Regions from separate parts of the Homo sapiens genome. Here all the other regions are linked to region 1. Evidence: chromatin contacts called from ENCODE Hi-C data. All regions are on one chromosome and are shown on one strand. The core of a region is the stretch at or near the end of the contact, and the rest is flanking DNA. Distances in the headings are between cores, read along the strand shown.

The links. Hi-C counts contacts between places; a loop is a spot of excess contacts on that map. Pooled maps may share reads with other maps.
Region 2: a loop to region 1 is called in a map of CD4-positive, alpha-beta memory T cell, with 15 times the contacts of the local background. The contact joins the enhancer-like site here to the promoter of SETDB2-PHF11 in region 1. A Hi-C loop is called at or near these places in 2 of 168 maps with a recorded cell type or tissue (CD4-positive, alpha-beta memory T cell and naive thymus-derived CD4-positive, alpha-beta T cell) and 6 of 50 pooled maps.
Region 3: a map of CD8-positive, alpha-beta T cell shows a loop between it and region 1 (12-fold over the local background). The contact joins the promoter of WDFY2 here to the promoter of SETDB2-PHF11 in region 1. A Hi-C loop is called at or near these places in 3 of 168 maps with a recorded cell type or tissue (B cell and CD8-positive, alpha-beta T cell), 1 of 37 single-sample maps with no recorded cell type and 12 of 50 pooled maps.

The regions. Positions count from the first base shown.
Region 1 is chr13:49,442,357-49,446,792 of GRCh38, forward strand. It overlaps SETDB2-PHF11 (SETDB2-PHF11 readthrough), which reads left to right and starts at 1,918. Exons shown (of 21, transcript NR_135324.2): 1 at 1,918-2,501. CAB39L (calcium binding protein 39 like) reads right to left here and starts at 1,708. Exons shown (of 11, transcript NM_001079670.3): 1 at 1,630-1,708. It overlaps SETDB2 (SET domain bifurcated histone lysine methyltransferase 2), which reads left to right and starts at 1,918. Exons shown (of 14, transcript NM_001160308.3): 1 at 1,918-2,501. RefSeq lists enhancers at 1,086-1,155, 1,525-2,297, 1,536-1,615, 2,298-3,071 and silencers at 1,624-2,104, 1,776-1,825.
Region 2 is chr13:51,820,070-51,824,505 of GRCh38, forward strand. TMEM272 (transmembrane protein 272) reads right to left here. Exons shown (of 5, transcript NM_001351003.2): 4 at 1,986-2,068. Among named protein-coding and RNA genes, the nearest start is that of DHRS12, 18 kb to the left of the region's middle. Within about 2 kb of position 2,547, at least 4 of the 41 ENCODE cell types and tissues checked have a DNase peak (open chromatin) inside an H3K27ac peak, as active enhancers do.
Region 3 is chr13:51,581,818-51,586,253 of GRCh38, forward strand. WDFY2 (WD repeat and FYVE domain containing 2) reads left to right here and starts at 2,645. Exons shown (of 12, transcript NM_052950.4): 1 at 2,645-3,007. The coding sequence starts at 2,871. RefSeq lists enhancers at 1,897-2,417, 2,076-2,355 and a silencer at 2,496-2,865.

The sequences.
Region 1 (4,436 bases), core at 668-3,167:
GATTCTATCTCTATTTCCTTACAAGTTTCTTAGAAAAGGTCAAAAGGTATATGAACTTTTGTTTCTCCATGCATTTTGACAAGCCAACTGGAAGATACAAGTCAAGTGGAAGATACAAGCATGGAATCAAGTAATTAAGAAAAATGATTCTCAGGCCAGGTGCCGTGGCTCACACCTGTAATCCCAGCACTTTGGGAGGTGGAGGCGGGCAGATCATCTAAAGTCAGGAGTTCAAGACCAGCCTGGCCAACATGGTGAAACCCCATCTCTACTAAAAATACAAAAATTAGCTGGGCGTGATGGCCGGTGTCTGTAGTCCCAGCTACTCAGGAGGCTGAGGCAGGAGAATCGCTTGAACCACGGAGGCAGAGTTGCAGTGAGCCGAGATTGCACCATTGCACTCCAGCATAGGCGACAAGAGACTCCATCTCAAAAAAAAAAAAAAAAAAAAAAAAAAAAAAAACATCAATTATTTTGCTGTTTGTTTTGTTTTTTGGTATTCCTGATGCGAGATGTCTTTATCATGTATTGTTGATTAGGTTGTTCATCAGTTAATCTTGAATAACTGAAATCTAAGCTGAAGGCAATAATACATCGGCTTTCTTTTCATGCAAGTCAAACTGCTAAAATCTACCACAAAATATTAGCCTTTCATCAGCTTGGTCTTCAGATCCAATACATTTTCCCCTCAAATGAAAGACAATGCAATGCCATCCACAACAATGCTAAAAAAAAAAAAAAAAAAGGAGGAGGGAAACAAGGTTAAGTCCTGTCTTCTTCCTCCTACCCCAAAAAGAGCTCAGAAATTAAGGTGCTTTCCCTAACAAAGCCTCCTCCTGCTCCATGAAGTGACCAAGCATGTCATGGCAGACCCAGAGATTTATAATCTTCAACATATCGTTATCGGGGAAATCAAGATTTGACAAAATTCTTCCTTCACGCCCCGTTTCTGCAAGACCACCACTTTCTAGCTTAAAATAAAGAAAAAAAAAAGACAGCTGCAGGAATGCTTGGCTGCCCGCTAATGTACAATTTTGCCCAAACGCAGAACTTGACGCCCACTATTACCAAAGGATGGCCTTAGTAAAGTAACCCCCGCGAAGAGCAAACTGTTTAGCAGCCGCTCCCTCGAAAAGGACGGAAGAGGAGGTCTCTTCTGAACCTGAGGATAGTAGAGAGGCACTCCCCTTCCACTACTAGCTTTGCTCCTTTCTCAATCAGGCAGTTCATCAGCTAGCCTCCTTTGTCAAAGGGGGTTGATGGTCAGAATCTTTGCGAGACAAAAATTACTAAAAGAGCTCCCAGGAACCAATGTTAAGGCATCAAAGGCCCCGCCCAGCCCCCACAATGATCAACAAACCAAAACCTGGGATCCCTACTATTACCACCACCACAACCATCACCACCACCACCACCACCATTCCTCGCTCTCTCTAGCCAGGGATGAGACTCAGGCCCAGGAAACCCATCCTTTCCGCAAGTAGGAAGGCGCTGGGTCTCCTCCCTTAGGCCTCTCCTTTACCCCATTGTTCTCTCCGGACCCCTCCACTACGGCCAGGCGCTATGTATGTTTTCAACCCCCAAGAAGCCCAGTCCCAGCCACACACAAGATGGCAGCCTCACACCTACCGGAGGAAACAGCTGCGCCACCACTCCAGTGATGCCGGCCTCTCGACTACGAGTAACTCCATTGGCTCAGCTACAGTGCGCGAGACAAGCCGAGAGCGCTAGCAGTCAATCGGGAGGCGGCGCGCTCGGGCGCCACTGCGGTGCCAGCGGTAAGTGCGCCGAGTCTCTGAGGCGTGAACCAGTGGGGAGTGCGACCAATCAATGGGCTCCTGGCTGGGTGGTGGGACGGCCGGCGTCCGACTCCTCCCATGTAGTGATCGGTTTAGGTAGGTCGGCCTGGTCCCCGGCGGAGGTTACGCCTTCCCTCATCCCCGGTAGAGGCAGGGCGGGACTGTTGTGGTTGAGATGAAGGCTAGTAAATGGTGAAGTACTTCCCGGCCAGAGGGCACCTGCGCTCGGGAGGTTTGGGCGGCTTGGCGTCGGAGGAGAGCCCCACCCGCGGAGGAACCCAGCCTTGCCAACGGAGCTGGCGGAGCTCACTCCTCAGGTCAGGCGGGCGGCGTAGAAAACGCAGCGGAGCCAGGTGAAACCAAGGCACCGCCGTGGCTGGCCCCCGACAGTTCCTCTAGCCGGGAGGTTGGAGGAGCTGAAAACGCCGCGGAGCCCTCGGCCGCCCGAGCAGGGGCTGGACCCCAGCCCTTGCAGCCTCCCTTCTCCTGGCACCCAAGTGCAGTCCTGGCTGCAGAAGGGGCCGCGGGCGCACTGAGTTTCCAACCTCCATTTCAGCCTGTCTGTCTCAGGGTGCAGCCTTAATGAGAGGTGATTCCTAAGCTGCTGGGAACCTGAGGTTGTCAAAGGGGCGGCAGGAAATGGACAGCAGTATAAAACCCAGAAGCAGAACTTGAAGGTTAAACCACTAGCCCATTTCACAGGTAAGATTACACGAGCCCTTAAATACAGCAAGTTCAGTCATTCATCCAAGATCATGGAGTTCAGATTAGATAGTAACACTTCTGACTCGCTATCAGCCACAGCCCAATAAGTAATTAAGTAAGGAAAGATATGTAATTAACTGTGCTCTTTGGCATGTGGAAACCTGCAGTGAGCTCTGTAAATACTAACACATGAGGCCAAGGAGAGGAGTAAATTTGAAGAGGTCAAATGGAGTAACCAAAGCATAGGCTCTGAAACCATGCTGCCTGGTTCCTTATTTCGTGTCTGCCACTTACGGTATGGCATTCCTTAGCTTCCTCATCAGCAAACGAGCTGCTAATTTAACCCACATGACTGTTAGGGGGATTAAATAAGAACACGTGAAGTAGTTAGAAGCGTGACTAACCCGTGGTTCTTAAGCGTGACTTAACCCGTGGTTCTGTCGTTACAATTAAAACGTAAGGAGCCGAGAGGAAATGGTAAACGTGTTTTTAAAGCCTGTTTTAGAAACGAAAAGGAACCATACATTGAAGCAAAGCAGACTGGCTTAATTATTTTTCTACCAAAATGAAAAAGTGAGAAGGGGAAAAAAGTTTTTTAAGCCCATTTACTCTCTGAAATATTAACACCAGTTGTCTCTGGATGATGGGATGGTGTTTAAATTTTCTCCTTTATGCTTTATTGTATTTTGCAGATTTTCTCCAGGAAACATGTTTTACTTGTGCACGTTCAGTTTTCAAATTTTCAGGTGTGAACGCTGGTGAGAGCTGCTTAAAAACAAAGCTATGGGCCGGGCGCGGTGGCTCACACCTGTAATCCCCACACTTTGGGAGGCTGAGGCGGGCGGATCACCTGAGGTCAGGAGTTCAAGACCAGCCTGGCCAACGTGGTGAAACCCCGTCTCCACTAAAAACACAAAAATTAGCCGGGCGTGTGGTGGCGGGCCCCTGTAATCCCAGCTTCTCGGGAGGCTGAGGCAGGAGAATCGCTTGAACCCGGGAGGCAGAGGCTGCAGTGAGCCGAGATCACGCCACTGCACCCTTCTCACTGCACTGGTGACAGAGCGAGACTCCGTCTCAAAAAAAAAAAAAAAATCTATGGCCGTGCGCGGTGGGTGGCTCACATCTATAATCCCAGCACTTTGGCAGATCACTTGAGCCCAGAGTTCAAGACCAACCTGGGCAACATAGACCTCATGTCTAAAAAAAAATAAAACTATTACTGAGTGTGCTTAGGTGGAAGTATAAATTGGTAGAACCTTTCTGGAAGAGAGTTTGACAATATGCTATAAAAAGCTTTAAAATGAATTCCTTTTTGAACATTTATATATACTTAATTTTTAAAAATTAAGTACACTTTTACATTCTTTTACAGAATTGGTACCTTGTAGATAAAGAGCACAATCCAGATTTTGACCTTGAGTTTTTTCTTGCGTGTCAAGGTTATACTTATAAAAACAGTTGAATAGCTTCCCGTATTTTTCCTTCTTGAAAGTTCGTATATGATAAAAATTCTCCGTTCTTTGAAAGTTTTGTACAAGGAATGTTCCCTCACTCCTCTCCCTCCCTACTCCCGCTGGAGACTTTGGTACAGAGCTTTCAAGTGTTTTTTAATACTTACACCTTTTAATACTGTTACATATTCTATATAGGTGAATATATACATTTGTAATTTTTTAGTGGAAAAATACTATACTACATCATTCTGTAGCTTTATTTCTTGACATTGTTTTTGCAGCCTGTACATGTTATTTATAGCTCATTATGTTATTTATGGATCATTTCTTTTACCTGCTGCATAGTGTTCCAGTGTATGACTGAATTGATCTGTTAATATAAAACATTTCTTTGTCTCTTTTATTGGTCTTGTTGTTAAATCCTATTTTGTTTGATGTGTGCTGTATAGCACATTTTATTGCCATTCTCTGAGAACAT
Region 2 (4,436 bases), core at 1,297-3,796, 2.4 Mb after region 1:
CCATATGTAAGTATCACACAATACTTAACTTACTAGGCACTCTAATTTTCTATTTTATTTTTTAAAAAGCAGGTCACACACAGCCTACTTAATTCATTTCCTGATCTTTTAATGGGGCATGACCCTCAGTTCTTTCTGGTAGCTCCATGAAATGTCAGCTCACATCTCTTCAAGTTTCTCTTCATAGAATGCAATACTGTGAAGCTATCTGATGCATTTCACGAAGGATGTTGGGACCCCCTAGGCAGGTTCTGAGGTTGAATACAAACCATCATTATCACAGGCAAACTTCTGCCTCTGGGGACTCTAATCCTGTTTGCCGCTGCTCTAATGGTTATGGACTCACTGTATATTACCTTGCCATCATGAGCACAAAAATTTAATTTGGCTTCAAACGGTTTTAGATTGCCAGGGCAAAAAATCAATGCTGCTTATTAGGGCCTTAGTTTGTTCACTAAAATAAATTACCTTTGGGTCCTGGGCTGGCTTTCAGAAAGGAAAAGTTTGCTGTTTTTAAGAGGAACAGACCCCACGGACAGTAGCATCTCTAAAGGAAAGTTCTGCTGGGCAGCTTGACGATGAGTGAGAACAGGAGAGGCAGAGGTAATTACTGCTGAAAACGCTGCCCTTGTTTTAAGCATCTCTATGGCACTCAAACCGTTAGAGCCTTCCCTTAACACTGTGGGGGCCATGGGGAAAATGTGGCCCCGCTGAGCCAAGAGCCTTTGGGTTTTCTTGGAGCTGAACAGAGTCCCAGGTAGATCCCATGGGGATGTTGTGATGGGGATGATTGTGTGTACTTGTACATTTTAGGACACTGCCCACCAGATTGCTGTTAGGAGATGGGGACATTTAACAGTGAGGTTACCTCAAACACAAAAGCCTCCTAAGGTTTGCCCCAAATCAGACGTCTCCCACGACAGAGTTGAGCTTGTGGCTACCAATTGCATATGAGAACAGCAATTTTCAAGACGTTCCTTTGATGTCTTAGATCAACAGCATGACCAGCGCCACTGGCCAGGATCTCTCCAAGGATCCCCGCACCAGAAGGCAGCTGGCAAAGAAACCCAACACTGGGTCCGAATGAGAGTTCATACTTGGCACTCTTGACTCAGTTTTCTCTTGTGTTACGGCTTTGTTTTTATGAAACCATCTTGGGAAAATGGATGCTTGTGTTTTCTGGCTTTGATATAGAAAGTGGTGAGGTGGGCTTGGAAGACTGGGAAGAGTTGTTGATAGACAGAGGCTGACCTAAGCTTCTCTTGGTAGGTGTAACATTTCTGTGGGCCAGGGATCTTGAAAACAATTGCAGGCTATGCACGCCCCTGATATTTCTTCTTCAGTTGCTTTTTCTGTTTAAACAAATGTCAATACAGCCCAGGAGCAGATTAACTACATAACCTTGAGAGTCACAGAGAAGCACTCCTACCTCAGGCATAAGAATACTTTAATAGTTGATTGATAACTGCAGCCAATTAATCCTATGTTAGTCAATTGAGAACTAGGAAGTATAGTTAAAAGCAGAAATAGGAACTGCTAAATCAAACATATTTTAACCAAATGCAAACCCTGCCTTCAACAGGAAGCTTTTTTTTCCTCAAAAAAAAAAAAAAAAAAAGCAAAAAAAAAAAAAGCAGCAGCAGCAGCAGCGCAGAGAAAGACCATGATTTCACTGGCTGAATTCAATGGTATAACTGGCAGTCAGGGACTCCTCTGCATCAACTCTTGTCAGACCAAAGCCACAGCTTAGCACATTGAACTCAACAGCAGGAAGGAAGCTCTTGCAAATATGCACAGCCCTGGGTAAATGCCCTGCATCTGGAAAAATCTGTGTCTCTGGAGCTAGCCCCATCACTTCAGCAACCACGCTTAGGGGGAAGTTGTTTTGTCTCCCCTGTGAATAGCAGGCAAATAACAGGTGCATTACAGGATGCCTGTGAGTTAATTTCTACAAGGACTACAAACAGCAGATAAAGATACTTTACCTTTAAGGTACCGACGATGCCACCCACTAGCAAATATAAAGGAATGAGGGGCTGTATAGGGCAGTCCTCCAAAAATTTCATTCCTACATAGGGCAAACAGAAGAGGATTGAGAGAAATACATTCGAGAGCACAAAGCCCAGTTTTGAAAATGAGTGGAACACCTTCAAAAGCCAAAATGTTAATCATGCAAACCATATGCTTGTGGGATCTGCTCAGCCTCACCAGTCACCTGATCCTCAGGAAGCTCAGTGGATTGACACCGCAGAAATGGCTCTCACAGCGGAGTGGCGATAAATACTCCCGCAGACAGGGCAGGGACCAGGTGTCGCTGCACCTTTTTTCTGGGTATTAACTGGCTATGGGTTGCACTCTGCCTTTCTGAATAGCCAGTGTATGAGAACTCAAGTTTTCAAGGATTCAGGATTCAAAGGATCCCTTTAAATATACGGTTTTCTTGATATGCTTAAAATAAGGTTCAATTTATGAGTCACATTTCCAAAATGTGACTCTGCGTGAATGAGGTTCTCATCTACTCTGCTTCCAGGGGCCAGGTGGCAGGGAGGAGCCGCTCTTCCTCCCTGTGCAGCAAGCCCTCTGCCGTGTTAGTCACAGTCACCATATGATAACCATTGACCATGCCACTCGCTGGACCCCATGCTGGGAAACACGCGTGTACTCACATATCCTTAGCTACCAGATACAGAGTACTACCAAGCCAGCCTACCCAGTCTACCCTTTCTTAATGGTAGTTTTTCTCCCCAAAGCAATGCTCTGTCTACTTTTCTCAGGTCTTTGTTCCCTAGACCTATTAACCAATGATATGATGTGTCTATTTAACATATAAAGAAGAAATGCCCATTTCCCTCAGGGACCAGTCTGGCTCAAACAACCAAGCTCCAGATGAATTCTAACACACACCTTTGCTATGGGAGACACTGACTGCCCAGCATGTGCCCTTGTTGGGTAGCAAGGCAGTGTGACCAGTTCTGACCAGTGGGCTGTGGGACACCTTGGGGCCAAAGCATTTATTTTTTTTGAGACAGAGTCTTGCTCTGTTGCCCAGGCTGGAGTGCAGTAGCATGATTCAGTCACAACTCACTGCAGCCTCAACCTCCCAGGCTCAAGCGATTCTCCCACCTCAGCCTCCTGAGTATCTGGGATCACAGGGATGTGCCACTATGCACAGCTAATTCTTTTTTTCTTGTAGAGAAGAAGGACTCACTATGTTGCCCAGCTTGTTCTCAAACTCCTGGGCTCAAGTGATCCTCCTGCCTGGGCCTCCCAAAGCGTGGGATTACAGGCCTGAGCCACTGTGCCCAGCCCAGGCCAAAGCATTTAAAAACTGATACATGATTCGTTGTTTGCTTCCTCTGCTTTGACCACCTGGAAACCATGGGTGGAGATGGATTGTTCTCAAGATTGAAGCAGACTGGACTATTATGTCATCACATTGCCTGAGAAGTCCCCATGCCCCCTGAGCCATGATGGAATTTGCGTAAGCAAGAAATAAACTCTTACAGTGTTAAGCCACTGGGATTCCAGGGTTAATTTGTGGCTGTAGCACAGTTAAGTTACCCTGACTAACACATCTGTCAACAGAGTCCAAGAAAGGGAATTCTTACTGTAGAACCAAAGCCTCCTGTTTAAATGACATTTAGACTTTTAGCTTTGATTTGGAATTTTATTCCCTATAAATGCCTTGATACTTAAGCAGAGGGAGTAAACTGTTTTTCTATGACTACACCATATTCCATTGAAATGAACAAAATTTTCTAGGTATACAGAGAGCCATAAATTCAGGGCCCAAAACAGAGTTTAGTCAAATATACACGTTGATCCAATCATCAACCTATGGAGGCTTGTCTTTTAGTTATCTCTGATGTTTAGGTGAATTTGTTATTAAATGGAAATACTTTCCAAGTCTCAACACAGCCTTTTCACACAAAGACCTTTAAGTACTTGGTGCCAAATTTGTTGGACATGGACTGCCTTTCAATTCAAAAGCCAGCTGTGAAATGAACATTGAGTAATGGCTTAGATATCTGCTCATTCCCAATGAATAAAAACAGCTGCTGTTCACAGGAGAGTCAATCAGTGCACAGATGGCTTAAAACGATCCTAATAAATTTAATAAAAGCCATCTTTCCCCCTGTGTTCTCATGTACTTCTTAGGACCTACCTTAACTCTAGATTTTCTTTCTTGTCTGATCTGCAGTATCACGATTATTCTTTTTGGTTTTAGATCTCTCCCTAGTTCAGTTGATAACAACTACCAAATGTAGTGATTTTTAAAATATTTGTTATTGTGATAAAATATCTCAACAAAAATTGCCATTTTAACCATATTTAAGTGTACAATTCATCGGCATAATTACATGCATCATCTTGTGCAACCATCACCACTATCTATTTCCAAAATGTTTTCATCACCCCAAACACAAACTCTATAA
Region 3 (4,436 bases), core at 1,395-3,894, 2.1 Mb after region 1:
TAGGCATTTCTCCTGTGTTACCTCAGCTTCCTGAGTCCCCTATTATAACTCTTGCCATCATCACTTCCCTGTCATGACCCGTTCTTTTATCTGTCTCTAGTGATCTGTGAGATTCTTGAGAATTGAGAGGTTTGCATTCAAATCTGTGTTCCCCCTGCCTATCACTAGTAGTTATTAAATATTTCTTGAATGATTGACAAGACAGAGATTCTGGCTCTTTGGAATTGAGGGTCAGACTCAGGGTTATGGTAATGCTATTCAGGTTCTAATTCCCATAAAGCCTGGGGTGGGAGCAGCCAGTGCTACCTCCTTTGTAACTTTAAGGGGATGGGGGAAGTTATCTGGGTCATAACTGTAATTGCCACCAGAACCACCTGATGTAGGTGTTATGCCCTATTTAAATAGATGTGGAACCTGAGACTCAGAGAAGTGAAATGCCTGCAGTAGGTCCTACAGCTGGAAAATACCTCAATCCTATTTCAAGGTGCTTACAGAATTTCTGCAAAATGGGAGGTGGTAAAGAGTTGCCTTGCGTGCTTTGAGACAAGTTCTTTGCACCTGTTCTCTTATGTCTCTAGTGATCTGTGAGATCCTTGGCTACCAAACACCTACCTTAGAAATACATTTCCACAAGGCCTGTCCCTTTCTTTTCCCAGCTTTGGCATTATTTCTCTCACTTTCAGAGCCCTGCAACTCAATCACACCACCTAGACCATTACTACTCTTCGGCTAACTTAATTCTGGGATTGTTCAGTGGAGGTTATCACATAACGACTATTGATGAAAAGAATTAAACTTTGTAAAATATTTTAAGAGATTTATTCTGAGCCAAATATGAGTGACCGTGGCCCGTGACATAGCCCTTAGGAGGTCCTGAGAACATGTGCCCAAGGTGGTCGGGGTACAGCTGAGTTTTATATATCTTAAGAAGGCATGAGACATCAATCAAATACATTTAAGAAATACATTGGTTTGGTTCAGAAAAGTGGGACCACTTAAAGCGGGGGCTTCAAGGCTATAGGTAAATTTAAACGTTTTTTGGTTGACAATTGGTTGAGTTTATCTGAAGACCTGGGATCAACGGAAAGGAATGTTCAGGTTAAGGTAAAGGATTGTGGAGACCAGGTTTTATTGTGCAGAGGAATCTTTTAGATAGCAGCCTTTAGAGACAGCAGGTTGTAAAATGTTCCTTACCAGACCTAAAACGGTGCCTGGCTCTTAGTTGGTTATCTCCTGGGTGTAGGAAGGAAGGAAGGAAAACAAAGGGGAAAGGGGATATAGAATGTGGATTTTTCCCACAAGAGACTTTGCAGGGCAATTTTAAGGCATGGCAAGGAAATATAATTTGGGGTAAAACATTTTGATTTTCTTCCTTGTTACGCCAGAGTCAGACTGGAAAGTAAGTCATGACCTACATGGTCAAAACCCATCTGATGAGAATTTATGGTTTTTGTAGGCCATGACTCCCCAGACCCCTTAGATAGGAATTTGGGCAAGATAAAAAAGCAGAGCTTAGTCTTCACGATCAACCCCACATGCCAGGCCTTCTGGTAGGCACCTAACATTCAGTCAGTAACTACAGTAACTCTGTCCGTTGTGTCTGGAGCAAGCTAAAAAGGCTGGATTGCTGGGGAAATGGAAAGAAGCCAGCACTAGGGGCCTGGGTTCAAGTCTGGAGGGAAGGAGGGGTTGTTTAGCCCTAACTTTGCACTAAAGTAACCTTGGCTGTGTAATTTAGCCATCTAAGAAAACGAGGGGATAGACACCCCATATGTTCTCTGAGCTCCCTTGAAGATGTCTGTATGAAAGATTCTCTCCTTTTCATGTCCCTTCCGTGCCACTATTCCGAGCATCAGTCTGACCCTAGGAGTGGTGACGTCCTACTCAGCTGGGGGCTGCCCCTCAGTTCCCATAGAGGCAAGTCTGGGTCCTGACTTGGCCAATGGCCCTGGAGGCCGCTGAGCTCCTCAGGCCCATAGCGCAGAAAGTGGGCGATAGGTCATTCCAGGACAAGGGGGCGGAGGCTCCAAGAAACTACGACTCCCAGGAGGCCACTGGGTTCCCTCCGGCAGCCTGGGCCTGGTGCATGTTGGGAGCAGTAAGCGGCCTCCCGCCGCGCTTCATTGTTAAGACCGCTAGGCCAGGTAGCCCGCGCGCATGCCAAGTCACGTCCCAACGAGTTGGGCGGCTTTCCTTCCTGCAGGCCTCTTCTCTTTCCGGTCTTGCTGAGGCGCTCCTTTCCCCGCCCCACCTCCGCCCTCTTTTCAGGGAATTTCGAAGGGGCGTGGCGTCTGGCAAGCGCGTCCCCAGGGGTGTGTATACGCGCGTTCACGGGAGGTTAAAGAGGGAGGAGCCTAACCCTTGGGTGTGTAAGGCAGAGAGAAGACCGCGAGGAACGGAAAGCGCATGCGTCCTAGTGGTGCTGCAGCGCCCGGGGAGTCGCGGAGGGGAGGGGTGAAAATGGGCTTGCGGGACTGACGCACGCGCATTGGGATACCAGATCCCCGCCTCCTGCTCCAGGTTTCCCCTCCTCCTTCACCACCCTCCCGGAAGTGGAGCCGCCCTCGCGCCCACCAGCGGCTACCCCCTGCGGCAGGCCCCGCCCACACAGGCTCCGCCCCCCGGCGCTCCGCCCCCTCCTCTTGTAGTGGCGCCGGCTTGCATCCCAGGTCGTGGCGGTTTTGGTGCCTGAAGCAGGGAGCGCGGAGTCGTTCCCGAGAGAGGCGGCCAGGCTATGCTCGCCGGTTTCCGGCGTTCCGCTCCGGCCAGCCAGAGTCTCTGTCTCAACCTGTGTCCGTGCTCCAGCAGTCTCCTCAGCCCGGCCCCGCGGCGCGGTTGGCGGCGGCGCCCCAGGCGCGCCCCCTCCTCCGATGGCGGCGGAGATCCAGCCCAAGCCTCTGACCCGCAAGCCGATCCTGCTGCAGCGGATGGAGGGGTCCCAGGAGGTGGTGAATATGGCCGTGATCGTGCCCAAAGAGGAGGGCGTCATCAGCGTCTCCGAGGACAGGTATGGACTACTGCCATTCGGCCGCGAGGAGGGGCGGGACGGGCCGACGGCCCTCGAGCCCGCGTCAGGGGCTGTGCCTTCACGTCGGCGCGAGTGTAGACTTGCTCCCCCAAGTTTTATTGTAATGCGCATCCTGGTGGTGCCGGTGTTCAGCTGCGCGCCGCCTCCGCTGTGTGGCTCCGGGAAGCGGAGCCGGGACGGCGGCGAGCGCTCCGGCTTCACCCCGGGCTGGGTAGTGCCTGCGGGAGCCGGGTGGCCCTCGGGCTAACGGTGCGCTGGAGGGACTTTGGTCCATCCCTGAGGACAGGAGGGAAAGAGGGGAGGAGCCGCCCGGCTTTGCAGGTGTGTGCTTGGGGAACGATGCCCTGAGCCGCCTCTGCAAGATAACCAAGGGGTTTGGGGTACTCTCGTACAGCTCCCAGGGTTTCAAACGGAGAAAGCAAATGCCACTCCTTCTTCCCAGACATTCCTACTGAATCCAGATAACCCAGACATCTTAGGCTGAATTCAGTGAATATTCTAAGTTGTACCAAGAGTAAGTTTAGGCTTCTGCGTGGTGCCTTCTTTCCTTTCCCCTCCTTATCTCTTGGAGCTCGAGGAGAAGCGCGTAGAACTTGTAACGGATCACTGCTGCAAATAGCTCTTGAGTTCCTTCCCTTTGCCTGTTTCCTTTATTTTTGCTTAATTTTGCTTAATATGCAGAAGTGGAACTAGTTGTTCTGCCTTCAAATACTCTCTCTGTTTTGCGTTTTCGCTTTAACTGAATTTCCTTGAATATGCAGGAATAAAGCTGATGAAGCTAATTTCTAGAGTAATGTTGCTTGAAGATAGTATTATGATAATTTATCTGAAATTGTTTCTTTGGTAAAATCTATATAAGCATTCTTACAAAAGAACACTGTAGAGGTACATAACACGGGGATTTTACAGTAAGTAGGTTTTCTTAATATAAGTTCAAATCATGCAGAGGTAAAGTATCCTTTCTTGGTGACTCAAAATTGAGAGGCTGAGCAACAAAGTGCTCATTGCTGTCTTTATAGTCATTTCCGCACTTAGCATAGTGTGTGGCCTCAACAATTGAGCTCGATAGGTTTGTTCATGTCTTAGGTTCTTCAGTATAACTAGGATGAGTATATTAATGACATGTTCTTGTCTACATCATGCTCAATACAAATGGCGCCTGATTAATTTCCTGTGCAGATCCAATGGAAAACATTGTAAACATACACCAGTGGCAAGCATTCTGCAATGAACAGAAGAAATTCATGGCTGAAATGGAGTACATGGATGTAGGACCCTTTTGAAATTCACAGAGAAGCCTTATGAGAAAGTTTGATTTTTTCCATAAAGGCAAAATTTTATTAAAAAGACTGCTTCTGGACCTAGAAATTCTTTGGCACAGTATTGTTTTTATGGGATATATTCCATA